6 separate regions of the Homo sapiens genome follow, and all the other regions are linked to region 2. Evidence: chromatin loops called from intact Hi-C (ENCODE). Cell type or tissue: PC-9. All regions are shown on one strand. Region 1 holds the start of LOC124903267 (small nucleolar RNA U13). Region 2 holds the start of LOC101927712 (a long non-coding RNA gene). Region 3 overlaps COL4A2 (collagen type IV alpha 2 chain). Region 4 overlaps COL4A1 (collagen type IV alpha 1 chain). Region 5 overlaps MYO16 (myosin XVI). Region 6 overlaps MYO16 (myosin XVI).

Region 1 (4,000 bases), 270 kb before region 2:
ATCAGGCAGGGCACTTGGGCCCTCTCCTGTCCTGGATTTTAACAGGGTTCCGGGTGATCGTTCTGAAGTGGTCCCTGTCCCAGGACTGGCCTGGGCTGGCCGCCAAAGTACCAACAACGGGGAGTCTCAGACCTTGTGAATTTTCTGGTCTAGCAGTTTGGGAGTCAAGGGAAGGAGCCTGGGAAGAATTTATATATGTATTTTTCTTTTTCCTTGTTTTTTTCTTTTTAATTTTTTCATGTGAGATGGGTCATGTGCTGACATCTTAACAAGGTTTGAGAGAGGCATGTCTCACACGAGTGTGAACGCCCCAGCATCATGCTGATGACCCACAAAAGGACAGGGAATTTATATATATGGAATACATATCTTTTGAGTCAGGGTTTTGCTGTTGCCCGGCTGGACTGCAGTGGCACAGTCATAGCTCACTGCAGCCTCAAACTCCCGGGCTCAAGTCATCCTCCTGCCTCAGCCTCCCAAAGTGCTGGGGTTACAGGCATGAGCCACTGCCCAGTCAGGAGTTGATGTTTTCAGCAAGGCCCCCAAGCACTTAAGATTCACAGGCAGGTTTGGGAGCCATGGAGTGTGTCTAATTCTCACGTAGACAGGTGAGGGGGCAGCCCAGAGAGATGAGCCTCTCACCCACAGCACCTGGACCCAGTGGTGCTCTGCATGCAGCAATACCGTTCCCCAAGCCCTGAGGGTCCCACATGCTGAGGGTCCCACATCACAGTCCCGGCTGCTCACCACCGCCAAGCACTGCTGGCTCATGTCTCATTTGTGAAGCAAAGGTAAGGGGGCCTCTGAGAGACCTGTCTGCCTTGCCCCCAAGCCACTGTGTCAGCTCTGCAGGCTCTGCGAGCCACCCCGCCATAGCCTTTGCGTTTTTTTGTCCCCCACTGCCCTGGCACACCCCTTCCCACGCTGGCACAGTGCACTGCACTCTCCAGTCTAACTGAGTGCCTAGCGGTTGGGCCAGTTTCTCTGGAACCTCAGGGCCATGGCACACGCAGCCCTCGCTGCCTGAGGCTCTCAGGGTCACTAGAGGATGTGACTCAAGCATGGGCTCTCTGGGGGCATCTTCCCCTCCTCACAACTGGAGGAGGCGGCCGGGGCTTCTTCCCCATGGCACACTGCAGGGCACTGCCATACTACATCTCTGTACCCACATTTCACGTGAGACCGCGAGGCCCTTGGAGGTAGGGACCATGCCTCATTCACACTCTGTCCCCGGCATCTCTTGCAGGATTTGACACACAGAACACACTCCATGTGCTGTCTGTTAAACACATGCGTTATGGCACTGCTATTTACCCCCTCTGCCTGGCTCCGAAATTCATGTTCTTCCCACATGGAATCTTCTATTTTTAGACCACGTTTCTGACCATTATAATGACTTCCCAATTTCTGATGCCGAGCAGCAGTGGGTCATGCTGTGGAGGACTTCACCCTCTCCTTTAGTCCCCTCCACCCTCCATTCAATTCCTTCAGTCACCTTCATCTACCGGAAAACATCATCCGCAATCTCAACTCTTCTCCAAGCCCTGTGCCCGCCCAGTGGAATTTCTGATTGTTCGTTCCACCAGATGATCTGGTTTTATCACCTGCATTATCAGGGAGAATGTTTCCCAGGCCTCTCAAGTGGAGTCATAAAAAAGGAGACCACCAGACTTGTGGAAAGGAGGGCTGGGCCAGTGAGGCCCGCGCTCAGCATCTGATGAGATACATCAGACCATCTGCTGGGATCGCGCTAGAAAATGAGGCAAGGGCTCTGGAATGCCAGGACTCCCTCCTCCAAATTTAGTTCTGGTAACATTTGAACCAAGTGTTTTGAGGACAACTGTCGGTGATAAGCCAGACCTGCGTAAGCAATTCAGGGCAACTACTGTGACTCAGGGGCGTAAAGGTTATGGAGGGAAGGGGTGAGTTTGTCAATGTAGGTCTGTGAGAAAGCTATAAAAGGAAGATGTTTAATGCTTACTGAATGTCTCTGTTTTAAAATCAGATTTCAACCTTGGGTCCAAAAAAGACACGTTTTTGTTTGGTCTTTTTACTGTTTCTATGCCAGGGTATGAGGTCAGCAGATTCGGAGTGACGTGCAGTTCTGGTGGTGAACACGAGGTGGCAGGCAGTAGCATCCACCGGCCCTTGGCTGGAGGCACAGATTTGCAAGCGGCAGTGATGTCAAAGATTTTGAGATTGTTTTGGGTTACAATGACTCATCTCAGTGGGAGAGAGGGCAGCTCCCTCATTTGTCACGGGGAGCTCACCTCCCATGGGGAAAGTCCTGACTGCAGAGTTCCAAAGATGTCGAAAGAGCACATCGAATTCCATTTTCCTTTCTACAGGGTGGTGGAACAAACTCAATCACTGATTGGTTGGACAATTCCCTTCCCTTTGACTTGCTTAAAGGAAAGTGTTCCAAATTTGTGTATTGGCGGACCTGTTAGGCCCAGCCCATTGCAGAGGGTCCACAAGAGAGTGTTTCAGGTTATTAGCTTTGACCCCTGGTTGGGACTAAGCTAGAACAGCAGCTGACATTTTTACTCTAGACTGTTCACTGTTCGGAGCACTTTCCAACAGTCAGCCTATGTAGTCCTCACAAACCTCTACGAGGTAGGTACTGTCATTGTACCCATTTTATGGTGAGGAAACTGAGGCACAGAGAGGTTTGGGCCATTTGGCTGGTATATGAAAGAGAAGAGTCATATGGGGCTTTTCAAAAGAGTTCCATAGGGCATTGTCATCCACACAGACTTCCCTTGAGGAACAGACATGACCTTGGACTCTGAATACATCTTTTCCACTGATCTTCCTGAAGCGATAATTAAGCCAAAAGCAGATGGACAAATTGTCTACAAAAATAAACAATGTATGCCTGGGGTTCATGGAAATCCGTACAAAACCAAGCCAGCCACAGTCCTGCAGAGGTGATTTAAGAACATGGCTTCTCTGCTTTAACCCTACCCTGCTCAAATGTAGCCATTTCACGGCTCATTAATCCCCCTCCCTGCTAAAGAGTGATGGGTAGAAAAAGAAGGTGAAACCCAAACAAGCCATTTCTGTTACTTTTTAGCAATGCTGGTCAAAAGGTATGCAGAGGAGGCCCCTGGAGCTGCAGGCTAATACTCTGAAGTAGTAACACACTCCAGGGAAATATTTAGACATAACCTATGCTTTCTCTACCTTCTCTGAACAGATTCGTTGTTGAAAACAGGCTGCATTAGGAAGATTTTCTAAACAGCTGTGGAGTTCTGCATGCTAAAAAGGTTGGCTGTTTAAGCATATTCTGAAGCAGGGTTTAGCTGGACCTTGGAGAAGACGAGCTTTGTGTTCCAGGGGAGTTGTGGGGAATCAGGAGGCCGCTTCGCAGAGGCCCAGGTTCCTTGGGAGAAGGCTGTCGTGGCTGAGAAGACCTGTAGGGAGGCCTGGGTGCTGACCACAGATAGGAGCTGAGATGGGACGTGGGAGACGGTGGTAGAAGTCCCTGCAGTAACCCCACAGGCCGTGAGTGAGGGCTTAAGAGCATCGAGAAGAAGGCAGCTGAGAGGAGAAAAGGGCAGAATGGTGGCCATTTGGTTTGTGAACAAACCGAAGTGATTTAACACTGATCAGTTAAACACAGATTCACGTGATTTGGAGCCCCGTGCAGTCAAGAAGGAAGAGTACCAGATTTGAAGTGCTACCGGGGTTGAATCCCAGCTCTGCCAGTTCTATGACCACAGGCAAGTCACTGCCCTTCCCTGAGCCTCAGTTTCTTTATTTGGGAAATGGAAATATTCACTGATACCACCTAGCTGGGTTCTGATGATCTTTCCACCAGATGGAAGAAAGATGTCACTGTTTTGATTTCTGAACAAACCAAGCTGATATAACAGTAACATCAGTAACATATTTTGTCGTGAAGAAAACAAAAGGGTATGAAAGTGGCTTCGAATTTGACGCCAAGAAGAAAAGGAAAGCTACGGGAGAAAAAGAACAGGTGCTGGGGGTCATGTAC
Region 2 (4,000 bases):
TCCCATGATGCAAAAATAGCATTTAGTTTTATTGGGCCTAAGATGATCTCTCTGCAATATTAAAAGGTGTCCCCTAGAGTAATTTTTAAGTATCTGAGGTTTTGTTAAGATCATTCTTTTCATAATTCATATCTTCTTTAACCTTTGTTATTCCAGATTTAAGAGATGTTTTCAAGTCGTGTTCTCAGAAGCTTCTGATCCTTATCCTTCTGATCATTTGAGTTATACCTGTCTGACTCTACTATGTCTCCCTGCTGCTTTGATAAAAGACAATTTCACATACTGTGGAGGTCATCAGTCAATCTAATGTTTATTAATCATCCCCTCATTTCACATGGCTTTCTCTGGACCCCTTGGGAGGAGACAAGGTAATAAATCCTATCCTCCATCCCAGGTTCATGATCATTTGGATAGACAAGGTATATATAGAGAAAATATTTAATAATTAGAGTCCTGAAGGAGGGACTTTGCAGTGAACTTCAACATCTCAAGCCTCCTTCTTCTCCCACTTCCAAACCACCCTGAATCACGCGGGAGAAGTGAAAATATCTTTTAAAGACATCAAGAGAAAAATATTTCACAAGCCTGTTCGATAACTTTCTGAAAACACTCATTGTTCAGGGTGCTGCTTAAATGATCTTTCTGCTTCTGCCGGTGGCAAGGCCCCTCCAGCTCTGAAAGCATGCAGAGGACAGCCCATTGTTCCCTTAACGCCTGAGCATCAATCACCTGGTCACCCAACACTCAGCCAGCTCTGCGCAGAATGTTTCTAAGTGATTTTGACTGCAAGACTTTTCGCCATTGGGTCCACGTGGGAACCTCTCCCTCTGGCTCTCCTTACACCTCCACATGGGTGGACACATGGCCCCGGCCTCTGGAGGGATGGAGAGGGAGGGTGCTTCTGGAGAGAGGAGATCTGATGGGGCTGGGGTCTCTCCAACCCTGCACGTGGCACCCTGTGAACTCACAGCCTTTCATACCAGCTCCTTCCCTGGTCCTTAGCCCTTTCGTCAGTGCGGTTTAGGGCAATGGTCACCTGAACGTTTGTTTTGACAGTCACAAATTCCCAGAAACAGGGAAACGGAACTCGCTAGCGACGTTGTGTGGATGAGTTTGCTTTAGGCTGGAACAAGCCTTGCCTTTGGGTAACGGGCTTCCGGGTGCGCCCTGGCCGGCTGTGTGCGCGCGGAAGGCGGTCACCTGGGCCCCCTGGGCGCGCGCGCCGCCCGCCCGCCCGCCTGCCCCGCGCGCACCTGCAGGAGGCTCTGGCGCGCTCCCTCCCTCCCTGGCTGCGCTGCGAAGGGCGCGGGAGAGGGGGATTCTAGCAGCGCTGAATCACTTTCCCACAGCCTCTGCGTGGGGAGCGCTTCCTCTGATGCACGCCCTATTTGTACTTCCTGAGTGCGCGTGGACTGCGGGCCCTGCTCGCCGCAGACTTGCCCGAAATAGCAGCGCGCGGGCTCGGCTCCCCGCGCCGCCCGCAGCATCTGCCTCCCCCTCCCGCCTCGTGGGCAACCGGGCGCGGCTGAGTCACGGTGACACTGAGTCACTCGCCAGCGTCAGGAAATGCCTTTTTTAGACTTCCAGTTTGAAATGGAGCAGCAGGTGACTTTTTAAATTCGGTTTTGTGTTTTATCTTCAATTTCCCTGGGGGCAGTTCTTGCTGGTTTCACATTTCCCCACGACTTGCTGCTTGGGGCAAGTTCCGCACCAAATGTACCTAGGCGGAGCTCCGCCTTAAGGGATATTCATTTTTCCGATGTAAATGAGGAAATTCTGCAGACTGGTTTTGAAGCAGTCTTCGCTAGACACTCCATGCAACAGTGTGTATTTGTACGTGGGTGGACGGCTTGCTATCTGTGACGCGTTCCCAGGACAGACTGCAGGTGGCACCAGGGTCCCCTGATTGTGAAGTTCCACCTCTGCAGAATGGCTTAGGTGCAATTTATAGCAGCATTGCCCTTTTTAATTCAGTGTTTAACAAGGTTAACCTGAAGCAGGTTACTAGGTGCTAATTAGGATCTGTGGCCAGGTCAATGCATTTTTTTTTTTTTTTTAAACGGGTAACTAACTGTGTTGGAAAGAAAGTGGATGGAGAATTATTCCAAATATACTAAATGAAGCCTTTCACCAGAGTTTGCAAATATGAATTATAACAGTAAAAATACAATGAGAACTCACATTTTTAAGGAATTACAAATGAGCATCCGTGGCACTGTATGCGTCCTTACTGTCGTTGGGCGGTTTCTTCCTAAAGAAAGAAGCCCTCCTTGGTACTTAAAGAAATTCAACCTCTAGCGCCCTGTGCCTTCCCCCATGTCACTGTTAACAGCTACTGCCACACATGTATCTAGTATAGGAAGGATTGGCAGCCTCACCTTGTTGCATGGAGGGTGAGTGCTCCTGGAACACGTTAAGGAACTGAAGTTGCGAACGTGGTGAGGGGAATTGCCCTCAGAAGCAATACGGCAGGGGAGTCCTGTGAGGGTGGTTTTCTCAGCTTTGCTGGGGTAACAGGACACATTGGCTGGGACTTTCCCCATTGTCCAAATTCCTAATTAGAGCCCCAGCTAAAGCAAAAGAGGCCACAGCGCCGCATATTCTGAAGAGAGCTGCCAGCAGTTGGGGGCAGGGTTCCTGTCCTGCTGAAAGAGCCCAGCTCTGTCAGCCAACCCAGCTCTCTCCAGGCTGCACCCCTCTGGAAGAAGAGAGGAGGAGAGAGTGGGGGAGGAGGCAGGAGACTCCAGTCTGCAGGGGTCCTGTGCTTTCCCCTCTGGGAGGGGACATCTTCCTTGCCAAGTTCCCTGTCTCCACACCCCACGGCCACAGGAACATCTCAGACTTTGCGGGTGTCTCTAGCCCTGGCTGGATTCTGCTCGCACCCCCCACACCCATCTGAGGGGGCAGTTCAGAGCTGGCGGAGCAAGGCACACCCACAGCTTTGTGGGGGCCCGGGGCTGTGAGCTTTGTCTGGGGCCTGTGGGAGAGAGCTTGGCTTGAGCTCTCCTGGCTCTCTCCACAAAGAGTCTTCTCTGGGGAAAGCTATGAGGTATGCTTTGGGGTGTGAAAGGAAAATTAATCTTGGGGCCCCCAAGTCACTAAGCTAATGGGAAAAGTCAGGCTGGGAACTGCTTAGGGCAAACCTGCCTCCCATTTTGGAAAGGCTCATCAGAAACTCAAAAGAGTGTGACCATTTGTCTCTCACCTACCTGTGACCTGGAAGCCCCCTCCCTGCTTCGAGTTGTCCTCCCTTTCTGGATGGAACCAATATTCATCTTACATGTATTGATTGATGTCTTATGTCTCCCCAGCCACCTTGGGCACACACCATCAGGAGCTCCTGAGGCTGTGTCACAGGCGTGCATCCTTAACTCTGGCAAAGTAAAATTCCTAAATTGACTGATACCTTTCTCAGATATTCAGGGTTCACAGGGGGGCAGGGTGTGAAGCGAGAATGGAGAGAGAAGTTTGAGGGCTCTCCAGGGTGGAGGGCCTGGGGAAAACTCATCTGCAGACCCCCTCACCCTCACCCCGAGAATGCCTGGGGACCACAGAAGGCTCAGGGCAGTGTGGGGAGGGCCTTTACTTCCACAGTTCAGCTGTAAAAGGCTGGTCCCTTCTCCCTTGCCCCTGCCTGGTCCCCAGCCGGGAGGAGTAGGATGGGAGGAGGAGGAAGGAGAAAGATGCAAAGAAAGGCTATGCCTGCTTCATGTCCCTCCAGCCCAGAGTTCTTGTTTGTTTGTTTGTTCTGTATGTTGTGGCAATTCAACAGAGCCTATGGAAATCTTTTTAGAAAAAAATGTTTATTTTAAAAAGGCATGTGCTAAAATACGTAGTATTATAAAGAAAACTATATTAAAATGCACTTATCAAAATATTTAAAAAATTATCAACATAGTAATATACATATTTCTTTATTGATACATTAAATAATACTGTCTAGAAGACACATTTTAGAATACTGCTGAGTATAAATAATATTTCATAATACCTGAAATTA
Region 3 (4,000 bases), 310 kb before region 2:
TGGCATCCCAGCCACCAGCCACAGGTGCCCAAAGAGAACAAGACAGGCAGGGGCTCATCTCATTTTGAAATCCTTGTCGAATGCCAGGAGACTGTGCTTTCTGTAGTTCAGACTATTACATTTTGGGTAGTGATAGCCGAGCCGCCTGGCGAGGGTGGGCTGGGAGATGATGCGGCCGCAGGACCCCCGTGGAGCGCCATCTGTGTCGTAAGGCAGCATTTGTCATAAGGCAGCATCCCGCGCACCACCTTCACCTCTTTGAGCCTCACCCGGCTCAGAAGTCCTCTCCAGATGTGCCCCCACCCAGGTTCCCCACGGGTGCGTTCCCCTCTCAGCTAGACCAGCAGCACCCACCTGGTCTTCCACCTAATGGTCTCCCCTCCCTGCAAGCCCAGGAATTACTCACACAAGCCACATCCTCCCTTGGAAACCAGGGGCACCGCACCCTCTTGTTACTACAAGGCCTGCCTTCCCCAGGGCTGCTGGCTTCCTCTGTGCCTGAGCGCACCCCTACGTGGCCCTGAGTGGCAGGTGGCACCCTTCTCCCTGGCAGGGAGCACACGTGGCTCGTAGGTCACCATCCACCTCGTCTGTCCAGTGTCAGAGGCCGTGTATTTGGGGATCTTGTACTTTTTAGGGCAGGGGATGCCTCCACAGGACACCATCAAGAGGGGAGTAAGGCCAGCCAGGGTGGGCGAGACACCATAAGTGGCAAAGACATGAGAAACGGGCTCACCTTGGGTCCCCGGGGTCCATCAGGCCCTTGATAGCCATCCAGGCCTCGGCTTCCCTGCAAGAAAGATATTTGCTTTTAATTTTTGTCTCTGATGTATAACTCCAAAAAGGGACTGCAATGGCATTATTATATCTCACAAAATGAACAACAGTTTATTAAAGTCATGTATTAACCCAGTCTGTGCTCAATTTTCCCTGACTTGGGTCTCAAAAATGTCTTTTTAAGGTTGCTTTGCTAGAACCAGGAGCCAAAAAAGTCCAAATATAACACTTGGATGCTATGCCTCTGAATTCTCACTTAATTCACAATAGTCCCTTCTTCCTTTCTATGTTTTTAGTATCATTTTGTGGTTGTTGAAGACACTGGGTCATCTGTGCTGCAGATGTTCTTTGTGGTGGGCTGCAGTCAGTCTCACCCCCGTGGTGTTGTACAATCTGTTCTTCTAACCCCACGTTTCCTCCACGTGAGTCATTAGGGCTGGAGGCTGCCCTAGGTGCAGGTTCCCCTTTTCAGCAGGGATCATTTGCGGAGGATGCTGGGCACCTCTTCTCCTACAGAAGATATGAGTGTCGGGTTGCTTTTATGATTGATCGTGGGGTCAGGTGTTGACAACCTGAACCAACTGTTGAAACTCTCTCCCAGGGTAGGTTTTGAAAATCTTCATTTAGTACCAAAATAGACGCATTAAGGTTTCTTAAGTTAGAGTTTTTTCTCTTCATTAAAAAAAATCTCTGCTGGGTATGGTGGCTCATGCCTGTAATCCCAGCACTTCGGGAAGCCAAGGTGGGAGGATCACTTGAGCCCAGAAGTCTGAGACCAGCTTGGGAAACATAGTGAAACCCTGCCTCTACAAAAAATACATAATGTAACCGGGCATGGTGGCAGGCACCTGCAGTCCCAGCTACTTGGGAGGCTGAGGTGGGAGGATCGCTTGAACCCAGGAGTTTGAGGTTGCAGTGAGCTGTGATGGTACCACCATACTCCAGCCTGGGCAACACAGCAAGACCCTGTTTCAAAAATAGAAAACAACTATAACACTAAGTTTTGTTTTCTCATTCCCTTGAACATTTTTTGAAAGAAAAAGTTTATCATTGAGTCATATCATGAGGTATCTGGACAGAAGAGTAAAGCTCTCTAAAAATCTAGCAATGTATTCCCTCTTTTAAAGAACATGCATGGTTCAGCTCTCAAAATTCAGAATGCCAGATGCCACAGGTATAAGAAAGGTCCATTCTCTGATTACTTTCGAGGTTATCTTGACACCCAGGAGCAGGTGTGCTGAAAGTCATGTTGTTTAGACTGAATTGAGACGGGCTTCACTTTGTGTGTGTTGTTGTGGTCCTGTGGTTTGGACCCGGACTTTCTCTCACGCTAGGTGGAGCTGAAGACTCAAAAGTAAAGACAAACTTCTGTGATTTTAAAAATGAGGTCCTGTTTAGAGGCCACGTCATAAGCTAAGCTAGGAATCCTCAAGTACCTGGCATGACAGGAGCTGGCAGCTGGACACTCAGTGGGAGCTGTGAGCACAGCCACAGACTGGCCAGCTCAGAGGGTGCCCTGGAATTTGTCAAATCTGAGCTTCACTCTGGGCCACGAGCATCACACACCTATGCTGTGGCATCCTCAGCAAACAAAACAAGCACCCCAGACACCACGTGTTGCCATCTCTGCTGAAGGGTCCAAGACAGCATGGGCACTTTGAACCATCTGAAATGCACTGGGCATTATAGAAAACCCATTGGGGAAGGGGGACAACTTAAGAAGCACTCAGGATTCCTCTGAGGCAGCTGGAACCCCAAGAGCCAAAGCAATGAGCTAAAACTTTCCAGGGGAGTTCCCAGCGGCAGGTCAACAGGTCAACTGACTCGGGGGAGGCTGAGGGTTATGCACGACTTAAGGAGAAAATGCACCCTCAGGGTTCATCTGAGACCACTGGCAGTGAAACCCAGATAGGCGGGAACCCTAAGTCAAAATGACGATCAAAACTTTTTCCTCTCTGTTTCTCAGTGGCAAACACAACAGGGTCGGGGAGGCGCAGGGATGGCCAAGGAGGAATCACCCAGGCGCTCCCAGAGTCAGGCTGGCAACCACCCCGGGAAGGACCCAGTGGAGGCTCCGCCGGGCTCCCTGAGACCCCGCTTCCAGGCAAGGTCTGTACTCCTGCTAGCAAGCTCACCACAGAGCCCACCCTTAGGGAAAGCTGAGGTCAGGAGACTGACATGCAGATCACTATTTTAGAATGGATAACTGTGAAGGGCTTTGAAACTGCAACCTCCTTTCTCCCCGGCCCTCCCCCAAATCTAATAACTTATCACTCATTTGAATTCAGTGAGGTCATATATATGATTCATAGGAAGTTCTGATTATGCAATTTTAGAAGTACAAGGTTGATTTTATGTTTTTCAAGGGTGGAAATAACTGGAGTAAGGAAAGTCCTTGGGCAGAAGTCCTCAGGGACTAGCTGACACAAACAGATGAAAAGAATGTATGGCTAGGCTTTTTTAGGGAGATGCATGTTTCTAAAGCTTAAAAGCAGTCTGCTGTCTCTCGTGGTGTGAACTGGCCTGTTATCTTTCTGTTCTTCATTTGCCTGTTGTACCCTTTTCATTGCAGTGGCCGAGGGAGCACCTGTTAGGCTAAATAGAACGCATGTGCCTCTTGAAAGAGGCGCCTCTGCAAAGAAACCCTGCCAGCCTGCAAATGAGATGCGATTTAGTATAAAAGACTAAAGACAGTGAGAGTTCCATAAAAGAACTCAATCTGAGGTCATGTCTGCCACTTCAAGCTTTGCAGAGGAAACCTACACACAGCCACAGGGAACACTGAGGCTGCATCTGGTGAGTCCAAGTCATCGACACTGCAGCCTGTGCAAATGCAACATCCCTGAAGTCCTGGACAGTCCTCATAGAGGACAATGGTCCTATTGAGGGGGGACTTCCCACAACACGACGCGTGTTGGTGTGGCATGTATTCCTCAAAGGAGACTAGGTCTCAACGAACACTTTTTAAAATAACTCTGTGGAGTTATTTCAAAATTATAAAATAACTCTGTGGAGTTATTTCAAAATTATAAAATAACACTGTGGACAGCATTTGCTCAGTTACTAAAGATATGTTTCCCCTAGAAAGAGGAGACGAAACCATCTCTAATTTATCAGAAAATTGAATATAACCAAATTCATAAATGCTACGTCTCCATTCCTTTTTAGAAAAGGCTGGAACTAATAGAAGTTCTGACAATCTCAGTGGGGATGACAGGCAACC
Region 4 (4,000 bases), 72 kb before region 2:
AAAACAAAACTAACACCAAAACTTTCTTTTTTAGGGACCACCAGGCTTACCAGGGATGAAGGTACATTTTATTTTATTTTGCTTTATTGGATTCATTACAGGGAATCTGTTTACAACAAGTGCCATAGAAGCACATTCTCTTTAAACCACTTTGGCTGATCGATTGTTTCTGAACACACTTCCCTAAACTCTGTTACATGAAAAGACTGTACAAGTAACCCACAAACTCAGATCTCAGACTCTAACGTTCAGACACTTGGCACAGCTTCTTAATGGGGAATAAGCAGCGGAAGGAGGCCTGGTGTGGTGGCGAAGGCTCACTTCACCCAAACTGGGGAGGCAGATGGGAGAATGGGGCTCCCTGGGTGCCTCTCAGACTTCCCAGGAGGGAACCTGGGGCAGCTTTTCCCAGGCGGGGTGTTGATGTCTTGGGGCTCGGCTGCTGGCATCAGCCCGACCTCAGACTGTGCAGTCATGTAATGTGTCGGCTGTGCTTGGGCACAGGGCGGGGACCTCGGGCATCTGGATGTTGGGATCAGCCTTGTCAAAGGGAGGCTTACAGGTCTCAGCAGCTGCAGTAGAGATAACTGCTTACCTGGATGAAGGTGAGAGTCCCTGTGCTCGCTCCTGTGATTCAGAACACGTAGGAAATAGATCCTCATAATAGCCCTGTGTGTTAGCATGCTCCAGAGACACAGAACCAGGAGCATGTGTGTGTGTGGCCAGAGAGAGGAGAAACTGCTTCTAAAGCATTGGTTCTCATGATTGTGGGGGCCGGCAAACTCAAAACCTGCAGAGTGAGGTGGGCAGGCCAGACACCAGAGAAGGGGTGGAGTTGTAGTCTTGGGTCTGAAGGTGGTGTGTGGGCAGAATTCCCTCTTCCTCCAGGGAGGTCAGTCTTTTATCCTGTAAGACCTTCAACTGATGGGATGAGGCCCACCAGCATTATGGAGGGCCATTTGCCTTATTCAGAGTCTACTGATTTAAGTGTTAAGCTCATTTTAAAAATCCCTTCACAGAAACATCTGGTCTGGTGTTTAACCCAATAATGTGGCCTAGCCAAGTTGGCAGATAAAATTTACCATTACGCCGTGCTTTTATAAAAGTATTCATCCTGAGCCTTTTCTCAAAAGAGAATTCTTGTTTTGTGAGGAGAGCCTGTGGTCACGCAGTAGTCTTTCAACCAGAGACAAGGGCCCTTGTCTAGAGTTGGGGGTGGTCCTCGGGCAGTGTGGCAGACCCCTTTGCTTTGCCGTCTCTACATTCAGTCCCGGCTGCGGCTCAGTTGACCAGGCAGTGGTTAACGCTGGCCATTAAGACGGCAATCATGATGGGAGAGATGGCCAGGCTATTGATTTCCAGTGTAGACGGGGTCTAAATCCCAGACTTAGGCTAGTCCTGTAACACTAATATATGCCAACTATCAAAGAGTTTTCAGCTTCTTTACATGAATGTCGATATTTGCAACTTTCTATTTTCTTTCTTCATCCTCTAGGGTGATCCAGGTGAGATACTTGGCCATGTGCCCGGGATGCTGTTGAAAGGTGAAAGAGGATTTCCCGGAATCCCAGGGACTCCAGTAAGCATTTGCTGAATCATTATGAACATGTGCCACCTCACCCTCCCAGTTCGCATCTGAACTCATTTCTTTCTCATGCATTCTAGGGCCCACCAGGACTGCCAGGGCTTCAAGGTCCTGTTGGGCCTCCAGGATTTACCGGACCACCAGTAAGTTTTGGGGGCTGTCTCTCCGAGGCAATCATTTAAAAAACAACTATATTGAGGTTTGAAAATAAATAATAATTTAGTAAAAACTTTACACAGTTGTGGTCGCTCTTAATTTGGACATGGCGGAATCAGCTTCCCTCTTACTAAACGTTTGGCTGGCATCCCGGTACCCATATACCCAGAGCTGTGGGAAAGGGATGATGATAGTACCATAAACTGATACCCTGAAACAAATAATGCAGTCATGGTTGAAGGGGCTGGCGGGGTACTGCTGATAGTCACAGCCTGTGGGAGTGAGTTCAAAGATGGACAGACAGGCTGTGCCCCAGGTGACTTCACCAGGGAGCAGGGGAGATGGATTGGTATTGGTATGGTCACACCTGAGGGTCCTGCACCTGCTAGGAGTGGGGAGGGAGGGGAAGCCCAGGAAAAATATTTCACAAATAAATTATCATGTTGACCAGAGAATCTTAAGATAACGTCAGCCTGAAGAAGGGCTTAAAGCTCCCTAGAGTTCTGAATCCTATTTAATTAAAATGCTGTCTCTCCCAGGGTCCCCCAGGCCCTCCCGGCCCTCCAGGTGAAAAGGTAAAAGTTCTTTTCATTTTTTGTTCTTTGGCATTAGTATAAGGCTATCATGAAATTGCTATAGCTCACTCTTCTTATTCTTTCAGTCTCTAAAAAAAAGTTGGAAAATTAACACTATATCTAACTATACCTTTAAGTATCTATCATATATCATTTATTATCTATTGATTATCTATCAATATATTGATCTTTTCTTTCATCCATCCCTTAGTCAATACTTTGGAATCACACTGATATTTCCCTTAGTTTTCTAATGCAAGAGTTTAAAAACTGTAAATTTTTAAAAAGGTCTTTGGAATTTTTGATCAGTCATACTTTAAAAACTTTTTCATAGACATTGAATTCAGCATGATCGTTACTTTCCAGAAAATTTTATGAGAGTTATGGGACAAAGCTATTGCCTGAAATCTACCATCTTATTGCATTTTGTGTGAGGTTTGTAGAATGACTTTGAACGAAGTAGACAAATCTAATAATGAGAGCCTAATTTTTAATCCACAGGGACAAATGGGCTTAAGTTTTCAAGGACCAAAAGGTGACAAGGTGAGTGCATATTGCTCTGGAGTGCTTTCATGTTGAAAACCACAGTCCTCACCTGACAGTTCCCACCTTTGGATCAATGTCTGGACTCTTACAAGTATAGTTACTCTTCTCTGCATGTTCTTGCATTTGGTAGTTAGTGTTTTCCTTAAAATGCCAGCATTATTGAATTTATTCTAGCTTATTCAGTACGCTAGAATTTATGGAAGTGCTCTGTGATCTGACAAGCAGAGAACAACGAGACTAACTCCAATTATCTGTACAAAGAGTTCAAACTCTTCTTCGTCAGTGATGAGGTCAGACCTAGGATTTATGAGTCAAATTTAGGACTTGACCATTAGATGAGTAACCCTGTAAGCCCTGCAGAGCGGGAGTCCACCGCCAGGAAATTGGGAGTAGCACGGTGGGCAGCGGCCCCTCACCACCGGCCTCTCTTCTCAGAGGCGGGCATGTCCAGGGCCACCACCAGGAGAATTAGGACTAGCACGGTTGGCAGTGGCCCCGCACCACCGGCCTCTCTTCTCAGAGGTGGGCAGGTCCAGGACCAAGTGGGTGTGGGAGGAGATGCAGTGTGGAGCCGGGAGGGCACAGACCACACAGCAGGTGGCTTCATCCTGCAGAGAGGAGGCAAGTGGTGGGTCCCTGATCCTCTCCAGGAGTTTCCCTGGATCAGACCAATGAAGCAGGCACTGGCTAAGAAGGGATGCCTGCCATTGCTGTAGCCAGCCTGTGGAAGGCCAGATTCTCCTCTGACATCCAAGCTGGTGGAGGCAATTACAACCAGAGCGCCCAATACAGTGGGGCCTGGATGGATCTGGATGTGCAGGTGGCCTCTGCTTGCCACCCAAGATTTTGGCCCAGTCTTTTCATAAACTTTGAAATATAGTGACTCTGAAATGTATGCAGTTGTAATTTTTAGGCGTACCCGGCAGTTAGGATGCCCGAGGAGGGAGACTCTTGATGGTTGTCTTATTCTGGGATTACCTAAAATGCCTTCTTTTTTCTCAAGCTCTATTAGGTAGTTTGTATTCCTTTCCTCCGTGCCATCAGAAGCCAGTATACACTATACAGGGGCACGCAAGTCCGGAGGTGTCTTGCAGGTGTTCAGATTCCATGGTTATTCCTGAGCTAGTGGCCACCCATA
Region 5 (4,000 bases), 1.2 Mb after region 2:
TAAGACCTGGGCTGAGCCACCAAGATGGCCTTTTGGCAGAGAGACGAGTTGCTCTTAAGTTAGGGGGCCTAGGGCAGCACGTGGTCACGTTCTCTTCTGTGTTAGAAAACACATACAAAGTAAAACTGATGTGTGTGTGTGCGTGCGTGCATGTGCCATGTGCATGAGTGTGACAGAGAGAAGCCGCATTTGAGTTTCTGCATCTCACATTCGAGTTTCTGCATCTCACATTCCTGGGGCAAACATAACCTCCGCTCTCTTCAGCTACGCCCTCATCTCAACACTCCCCCTTTTTCTTTTTTCTTTAAATGTGTTAGAGTTGGGAATCTAACACTACCAATCAAGAAGTTCCAATGAACAGAAATTTGAAACCAAACGTACCTTAGTTTGAAATCCACCTCTGTCATTTACCAAATATTCCAGCTAAATATCCTTGAACAAGTGACATATCTGGCTTCTGATTTATTATATATAACATCAAGAACAGAAGGCAGGACGGAAGCCACTGACCCAATTCCTCTCATTCTCATTTCAAAGTGAAATGTCCTTGCTAACTTACACAGGTAGTCTAACACTCATATAATGGCTACACTGTCCACCTAGGGTAACAAAAGCTCTGTTAGTTCTAAAATTTTTATGATCTTCTAGATTAAAATAAAGACCTAGCGTAGTTTGTTTTTATAGTCATTAGAGGTGGCAATCCCTAGAACGTCGTAAGTTAGTTTTGCTTCAGCAATGCAAAATAAAGACAGACATGCAGACTTTGACTTTGTGCTTTCTCTTTCATTTGCCTTAAAATCTCAGTGACACGAGGAGATAAAGACAGTATTGCCATTTTGTAGGCAGCATTGTTGTGGAGACAATTTAGGCATAAATTCAGCAGGGCCTGGATTCAGATCTTGGCTACTGGGTGACATCTCACTATACAATACAGACACAGCCTTGCACCCTCTGCTTAGCTGCGGGTGAGGATTCAGTGAGTGAACAAACACTTCAGAGAGTGCCTGGCACATGGGAAGTGCCCCATGAACTGTGCTGATCATGACTGTGACTGTCACTTAGGTTATTAATAATGGAGTCTGTGAGAATCTGGTGAAAGCACCTCCTGTCTTGAACTTTTGTCTTGGGAGCACCTTCAAGCTACTTACTAAGTAAACAGCTTATTATAGCACATAATTATGAAGACTCACCTCCAAATAGTATTTAAGTTTTCCCTTACCTCTTTTTAAACATTATGTGACACTCTCAGATTAGGTTCCCTGTTCATAATAAGCCCTTAGCAGAAACCAAACCTTCACGGGAGCTGCTTGCCGTGGCTTCCCCGTGACAGGTACGGCTCCCAGCAGGATCACAAGTTCAAGCGCGCGGTGACTCAGCTTTTCCTTTCATGGCCACATGGGTTAGAAACAGGTCACATGCTCTGAGTCAAACACTGCTTGTTTTCAACTTAGCATTCAAAATTTGACCTTTACTCACAAATGTTATCCTGCAGCACCACAATCATTTCCACCATTAATCAATACAAAAAGAGATTCAGAATAACTTTTTGGATTTAGGAACCTAGCTTTTCTGGGACTAAACCCATCTAAGCTATTTAAAGTATGCTGAAGATAAACAATGAATGACTATTTCTGGCTTTCATTAAATCTCAATTCCCAAAAGCAGAAATTACATTCGTTCCCCAAATGTAACGTTTGTATAATATACAAAGGGTAAGAAAAATTGAAATAGCCCTTGTAAAACAAACAGCTGCTGGTGAGGGGGTTAGGGGGAAGCAGTCAATATAGGAAGAACCGTAAGTGAAAAAGAAACTTTTGGTAACAAGCATTTGTGTTTGTGTTTCTTCATTTTTCTGTTTTTATTTTAATTTCTTGGTTTGGATTTTTGTTTTGTTTTGTTTTTCTCGTCTGACTTTATGGAGAGCTCGCCATCTTGTGGAATTCCAGATCCGTGCAGTCTTACTGCCACAGCTCAAAATATAGAAACCTACAGACTTTTTTTCTTGTTGTTTTAATAATCTGTGGAGGAAGATGCTTATGCAAAGTGTTATAAATACTGTTTTCATGCAGCTAAGCCTTAGGAGGTGATGTCTATATCTGTATCACTTATATTCTAAAGTTAGGCACACGTCCTATCTGCTGTTTCTAGATATCATTCCTATGTTACAAACAGGAAAGTAGTTTTACATTCATTTTATGCTGAAATAAACCTCCATAAATTTTCATGTGATACTTTCAACATTTTTAGTTCTAAAAACAGAGTCAAAGCTAAACAGCACTTTTGTAGCTTTAATGATAAAACCAAATTACAGGTCGGGCGCAGTGGTTCATGCTTGTGATCCCAGCACTTTGGGAGGCTGAAGCAGGTGGATCACTTGAGGTCAGGAGTTCAAGACCAGCCTGGCCAACATGGTGAAACCCCGTCCCTACTAAAAATACAAAAATCAGCCAGATGGGGTGTCATGTACCTGTAATCCCAGCTATTCAGGAGGCCGATACAGGAGAATCGCTTGAGCCAGGGAGGCAGAGGTTGCAGTGAGCCAAGATAGCACCACTGCACTCCAGCCTGGGCGACAGAGCAAATAAAAGAAAAAAAAGGGAATTACAGCAATGTTTTCTTCTCTCTGGAGGTCTAATCACATAAGATACGATAAGTATTGAATATGCCTTTAGCTCACAGTTACTGATGCATGTATATTTTATTTTGATTCATGTATCTAGTGAGTTGCTATGAAGGAAGAAGAGAGAGAATGAATTTGAAGGAAGAAGGCTTGTAAGTTTTGTAGTGTTTGCTTTAGGACTTAGTGTACTTCATCCAAATTCCACTAAAAGCTACACTGTGGGATAAGTGAGTGAGCAAAGAGATGCTGTGTTCATGTGGTCACATGTAGGCTGGTTTATTCTACATCATAGGAATAGCAATATTATTTTGAAAAACATCAGACAAGAAGATGTGACAATAATAATGCCATTCTTAATAATAGTAGATATACTACATATAATATAGTAAATATAATACATATATTAACAATAGTAGATACAGTAATTATTAACAATAGTAGATATAATTATCTACTTAATAATAGTAGATATACTACATATAATATAGTATATATAATACATATATTAACAATAGTAAATACACTAATTATTAACAATAGTAGATATAATTATCTACTTAATAATAGTAGATATACTACATATATGTAGAATCAGGCAGCCCCCAGAATCACAGCAGATTCAGAGAGACTCCAGGGATGCCTCGTGGTCAGAACAAATTTATAGACAAAAAAAGGGAAGTGCCATAAAGAAATCGGCAGTGAGGTATAGAAACAGCTGGATTGGTTACAGGTTGGTGTTTGCTCTATTTGAACAACTGAACACTCAGCAGTCTATCAGTGGTTGAAGTATGGCCGCTGGGATTGGCCAAGACTCAGCTATTGTTACAGGCACATACACCTAAGTTGGGTTTTCAGTCTTGTCTGCCTATTAAGCTAGGTTATAGTTCGTCCACAAGGACTCAAATACAGAAGCACGGAGTCCTCCTCCAGCCATATTTAGTTTGCTTTAACATATGGTATTGAGCATTTTACAAATAGCAATATCCTTTACCTATGGGTACCAATTTTAAGGAAGGGATTCAGAAGACCATCAGTTTGTGAAAGGTTAGAAAGCTCGCAAATTCAGGTTTACATTTCTAATTGTGAACAAGCCAAACAGTTTCCAAAACTATGGAACTTAATACTCATAATTACCAAATAAAGATTAGATACCAACCTAAATTTAAACATTAAACAAATATGAACTTCTCAAACCCAACCGACATTGCAAAAGTGAGAAGATCCACCAACATTATAAATGTGAGAAGACCTGTATAACATAAACAACAAAAAATACTGTATACATACTATGTTATAACTTGAAAAACAGCTTGCTTTACCGTTAAAGTTTTCCTGTGAAATTGTCATTGTACAAATGCTCCAACTGATGTATTCATGAAT
Region 6 (4,000 bases), 1.2 Mb after region 2:
CTATGGCCTTGGCCAAACTTGCTGACCATTGCGTCTCAGGCAGAGCAGGAGACTAGGAACAGGGCGGGGTCCACGTGCAATGCGGGTTGAGGTGTTTCCAATCTGTTAGAAGCACGGGTGAGGAAGGATACCTACTGATACTGGCGGAAAATGTAGTCAGAGAGCTGCAAGTTCAAGGCCATCGAGATGGAACAACACAAGGGGAAGGGGCAGTGAAAGTGGGTGTGGCCATTTATGACATTGTGAAATTGACGTTCCTAGAGCCATGTGACTGAGGAGGGCAGGTGGGTCACCCACAGGGTGGTGGTAGCAAGTGAGGGTGGTGTAAGCAGAGGAAATCATAGATACTAATAGTGAGCTCAATGTTTCTCAAAAGAAGGTGCGAAGAAGAACAATGTCTTCAAGATGCTTAGTGTGGCTGGAGGCAAGGGTGCCAGTGGGGCCTCCTAAGCCATCTAAAGTGATGAGCTGGTGTATCTTTGAAAGACTGTTGGCCTTATTCCTGAAATGCCTATTGCATTTCAGAAAGATTATTTCAGAAGTAGTGTGGAAGGAGGGCAAGTTGAGATAAGGTGAGATAAAAGAGGAACCAGGAGTGTCTTGCTGTAAGGCAGGGAAAGAATGATAAATTCAGCAGTGCTGATGAAAATGAAGGGAAGGCAGTAGGAATGGGAGATATTTATGGCGTGTGTCTGACCTATGCATGGAGGAGGTAGAAGAGAAAGAGCTATCAAGTATAACTTTTGGGCAACTGAGTGAACAATGGGGAGATTCATTACGTTTGGGGATATTCTGAGAGTAGAAGTGAGGCAGGAATAATGACTCACCTACCTAAATACATGCACATAGGCCCAAAAGGCCATAGAGAAAGAATAGTAGCGATTTAGAGAAAAAAGATTAGATGAATGGTGAGTTCTCACAATCACAATAAAGAGGAAAATAGTAAGGCCATCATTTAGAGTGAGTACTTGAAGATCATGTGGGAAAACCACTCTCTTTGTTCACTGAGTAGAGATGCATGTAGCATAGAGATTAAGCATGTCATCTGGGAGTCAGACAGCGCTAGATTCTAATTCCAAACATGTCACTTACTAGTGATTTGAGGTTCAAAGTTATTTAACTTATTTGAATTTTAGTTTTCCCCTCTGTTAAAATGGAAATAGTAATGCCCACATCAGAGCAATCTGTGAGAATTCAAACACTACAATTTTTATAGGACTTGGCACAATGCCTATCAGTTTATATATGTCCAATAAATGACAGCTGTTCTAACCAATGAGGTAGCAGGAAAAGGTTGGTCCTTCATTGAAGAGTGCAGCATGGCACCACACATGCAAATGGATCCAATATTTTCTTTGAAGAAACCCTCTTGGATTGATGGTTTTGTTTTTCTAAGGTGACAGATTATCTAGAAAGGGTGACCAGTTAGGCAAAATGGTCTCTCAGGAGCATAAAGAGTCTACACTATAGTCATGTCAAATGACCAAACAGGCTCAGAATGCTTTCCTCATTTGGCATTCAATTCATAGAAATAGTTTCACTAAGTGGGGACAAGTCAAACTGTATTTAATTTTCATATTTGATTCTAAATTGCACAAAGATGTTAGAGCATAAAAAAATTACCTTTAAAATATTGAATATCAGTTGTTAAGGCAGATGCCAATTCATCTGTTGATACTTGTAACATTCCAGCCACTAAAATTAAATCAGCATTATAAACATAAAGTTAGTATATTTTTTGATACCAAGAACATTGAATTTTATGGCCATAATTGATAAGTTTTATATAGGCACATTACAAAACATGAGTATTTTAAAAAGTCATTACCACTGTAATTGTCAAATTCAACTAGAGAAACATCTTACAGTAATCAAAATATTAATGAGTTCTTACAGTTCTGTGCATTAAATCACAGCGGATGTTTTTCCTCCCTGTCCTCACAGATGGTATGGAATTGTTTTTTTCCAGGTACCTGGTTAAATCTCTTTGATATAGGTGAAGATATGTTGTTTCCTGACAATCTGTGGTTTTAAGGTATTTTTTAAAAATCTGGGAGCGACTAACGAGGCAACTTCAAAGAGAGAGATTTTTGGCAAGATCTTTGAAAGGGAATTAATTACATTCTGTTTAAAATGTTGAGCTAATAACATGCTCCCAAAATACACTGGGTAGTGGGGTGAAGGGTACTTAGAACAATATAAATAAACAACAAGTATGTGCTAAAGAATCAGTGTTGCTAATGTGGTGCACAGAATGAGAACATAAAAGTACATCTTGCTACTCATTTCCACAACAGATTTTAAGAAAAAACAAAGTAGACAATTTCCCCCCCTCACTGAATTCTACTATAGAGGAAAGGGTTTAAGCCAACTGGCTTTTCTGTACTATGTCGCCATCTACTGGTAGATCTACAAAATTGCACATCAATGTGGTTAATGTCAGAAGGTCATGTTCCACTGACCTTGTTCCAGGAGCTGGAGGTCAGAAACGAAGGCGGAGTTCCCCTCATTCAGGGCAGTAAACCGAATGTCTCCAAGGTGCAATATTGCTGCTAGAATTACGAACAGATTCTCCACCTCCTATGCATTTTACAAACAGAGAGAATGAATAGGGTGCTTAGAAGAAAGATTAAAAGGCAAAATTTTTAAATATCTAAAAGTAAGTTACAAAAATGATGACCCTATTAATGAGGTTGGGAGTTTGCAGATCCCAAATGTTCGATATGGCAAGAAAACTACCAGTCTCTACCTCAACATCAAAACCTCATAATTCAAAACATATTTTCTCTAAATCAATGTTCCTGTTCCTGAAATATAAGAGAGTCAGGAAATAATATTCTGATATAAATTAACAGCTTGTAGATAATTGTAATAACAAAAATGAATAATTGTGTGCTTAGGGTTTGACTGGCTGGGCTTCACTTGTAAGGTTAGACTTCACTCCCCCTCCTCTCCAGGCTCACGTTGGACGCTATTTAGACTTTGCAGTTGCTGTGGCCGCTTCATTCAAGAACCTACATCATGGTGTTCATTTCTTCGCTATCTCTCTTATGAGATAAATTAACACGATGATTACAGAATTGTTTACTTCTCCTGGAAAAACTAAAGGAGGCCTAATGAAAACAACTGTGCCTAGACTCAAAAAATGCTAATTGTTTTTTAAGGTATTTTAAGGAAAACAGAAAAAAATGGATGTTGGCAAGAGCTATCTTTGAGCAGAGGGTAGCAGGAAGTAAGAGAATGCTGAAAGAGAATCTGGAACGCTGCATAAAAAAAATGAGACCTTAAATTTGATTTTGGATAGTCATTTTTTGGCAAGAATGAAAAATCAAGAAAAAGCTGCAAGTTAAACTGTACTTTTCTAGAATGTCAAATATTTAGCATGATGATATCAACAGTAAAACAGGTTGAGCCCCGTGAAGGGCAAGTGGCATAGCCTGTTCTGTTCTCAGTCTCCTAATCTGTAATTTGAGAACAAAAACTCCTTCCCTAACTACTGTGGAAGCGGTTCTAAGAACAATGCTGATGTGCTTTATAAATACACAGTGGAAACAATACACTTCTTGAGACTTCCGTGATTTTCCCCAGAGCTTGTAGTTTTCATAATAAGGTATGATTTTACCAATTTTAAAGTGAGAGCATTGAAAAGAATGATCTCTAATTTTCAGGTATAATAATATTTTATGAAAGTGATATACATATAAAAATGTTTTTGGTTAACCCCTAAATCATAAATTTGTTTTTCAAATTTAATTTACTTATGCTGTATAAAATGGCATTATTCAAGCCTCTCAAATTTCTTAACTACTTGTCAACTTATTTTTTTTCCTTTTTTTTTTTTTTTGAGACAGGGTTTCACTCTGTTGCCCAGGCTGGAGTGTAGTGGCGCAATCATAACTTACTACGGCCTTGACCTCCCGGGCTCAAGTGATCCTCCCACTTCAGCCTCTTGAGTAGCTGGGACTACAGGCAAAAAATAGTGTCCAGCTAATGTTTTTGA

The links. Peaks named below come from ENCODE experiments on the same cell type or tissue, not always from the same donor. Only the 100,000 strongest peaks of a DNase experiment are listed, where the experiment ranks them.
Region 1: a loop joins it to region 2, with 4 times the contacts of the local background. A loop is called at or near these places in 4 of 110 quality-filtered maps.
Region 3: it touches region 2 in a loop (13-fold over the local background); 3 of 110 quality-filtered maps call a loop at or near these places.
Region 4: it touches region 2 in a loop (3-fold over the local background); 3 of 110 quality-filtered maps call a loop at or near these places.
Region 5: it touches region 2 in a loop (18-fold over the local background); 2 of 110 quality-filtered maps call a loop at or near these places.
Region 6: a loop joins it to region 2, with 11 times the contacts of the local background. A loop is called at or near these places in 13 of 110 quality-filtered maps.

The regions. Positions count from the first base shown.
Region 1 is chr13:110,410,546-110,414,545 of GRCh38, reverse strand. The region is part of intron 4 of COL4A2 (collagen type IV alpha 2 chain); the gene reads right to left. It overlaps LOC124903267 (small nucleolar RNA U13), which reads right to left and starts at 341; the gene lies at 240-341. RefSeq lists a silencer at 2,050-2,344. In PC-9, CTCF peaks have their summits at 1,886 and 2,091 (motif pointing right); a DNase peak (open chromatin) is centred at 2,215; H3K27ac peaks cover 1,705 bases.
Region 2 is chr13:110,135,741-110,139,740 of GRCh38, reverse strand. It overlaps LOC101927712 (a long non-coding RNA gene), which reads left to right and starts at 1,127. Exons shown (of 3, transcript XR_931726.3): 1 at 1,127-1,605. RefSeq lists a silencer at 1,153-1,232 and enhancers at 2,161-2,775, 2,776-3,390. In PC-9, CTCF peaks have their summits at 1,722 and 1,926 (motif pointing right); DNase peaks (open chromatin) are centred at 1,100 and 1,700; H3K4me3 peaks cover 2,193 bases; H3K27ac peaks cover 3,638 bases.
Region 3 is chr13:110,442,619-110,446,618 of GRCh38, reverse strand. COL4A2 (collagen type IV alpha 2 chain) reads right to left here. Exons shown (of 48, transcript NM_001846.4): 17 at 737-790. Among named protein-coding and RNA genes, the nearest start is that of COL4A2-AS2, 19 kb to the left of the region's middle. RefSeq lists enhancers at 1-151, 152-652, 1,817-2,006, 2,077-2,126. In PC-9, a CTCF peak has its summit at 2,063; DNase peaks (open chromatin) are centred at 458, 2,158 and 3,088; H3K27ac peaks cover 102 bases.
Region 4 is chr13:110,207,708-110,211,707 of GRCh38, reverse strand. It overlaps COL4A1 (collagen type IV alpha 1 chain), which reads left to right. Exons shown (of 52, transcript NM_001845.6): 8 at 35-61; 9 at 1,496-1,579; 10 at 1,666-1,728; 11 at 2,281-2,316; 12 at 2,818-2,859. Among named protein-coding and RNA genes, the nearest start is that of LINC03082, 81 kb to the right of the region's middle. In PC-9, no CTCF peak of the experiment used is centred here; a DNase peak (open chromatin) is centred at 1,557; H3K27ac peaks cover 1,740 bases.
Region 5 is chr13:108,913,253-108,917,252 of GRCh38, reverse strand. All of the region lies in intron 16 of MYO16 (myosin XVI), which reads right to left. Among named protein-coding and RNA genes, the nearest start is that of MYO16-AS2, 190 kb to the left of the region's middle. RefSeq lists an enhancer at 1,318-1,447. In PC-9, CTCF peaks have their summits at 1,730 and 1,930 (motif pointing left); DNase peaks (open chromatin) are centred at 1,382 and 1,942; H3K4me3 peaks cover 1,425 bases; H3K27ac peaks cover 2,770 bases.
Region 6 is chr13:108,960,119-108,964,118 of GRCh38, reverse strand. It overlaps MYO16 (myosin XVI), which reads right to left. Exons shown (of 35, transcript NM_001198950.3): 18 at 2,463-2,580; 19 at 1,624-1,695. Among named protein-coding and RNA genes, the nearest start is that of MYO16-AS2, 140 kb to the left of the region's middle. In PC-9, a CTCF peak has its summit at 2,404 (motif pointing left); a DNase peak (open chromatin) is centred at 2,378; H3K27ac peaks cover 1,290 bases.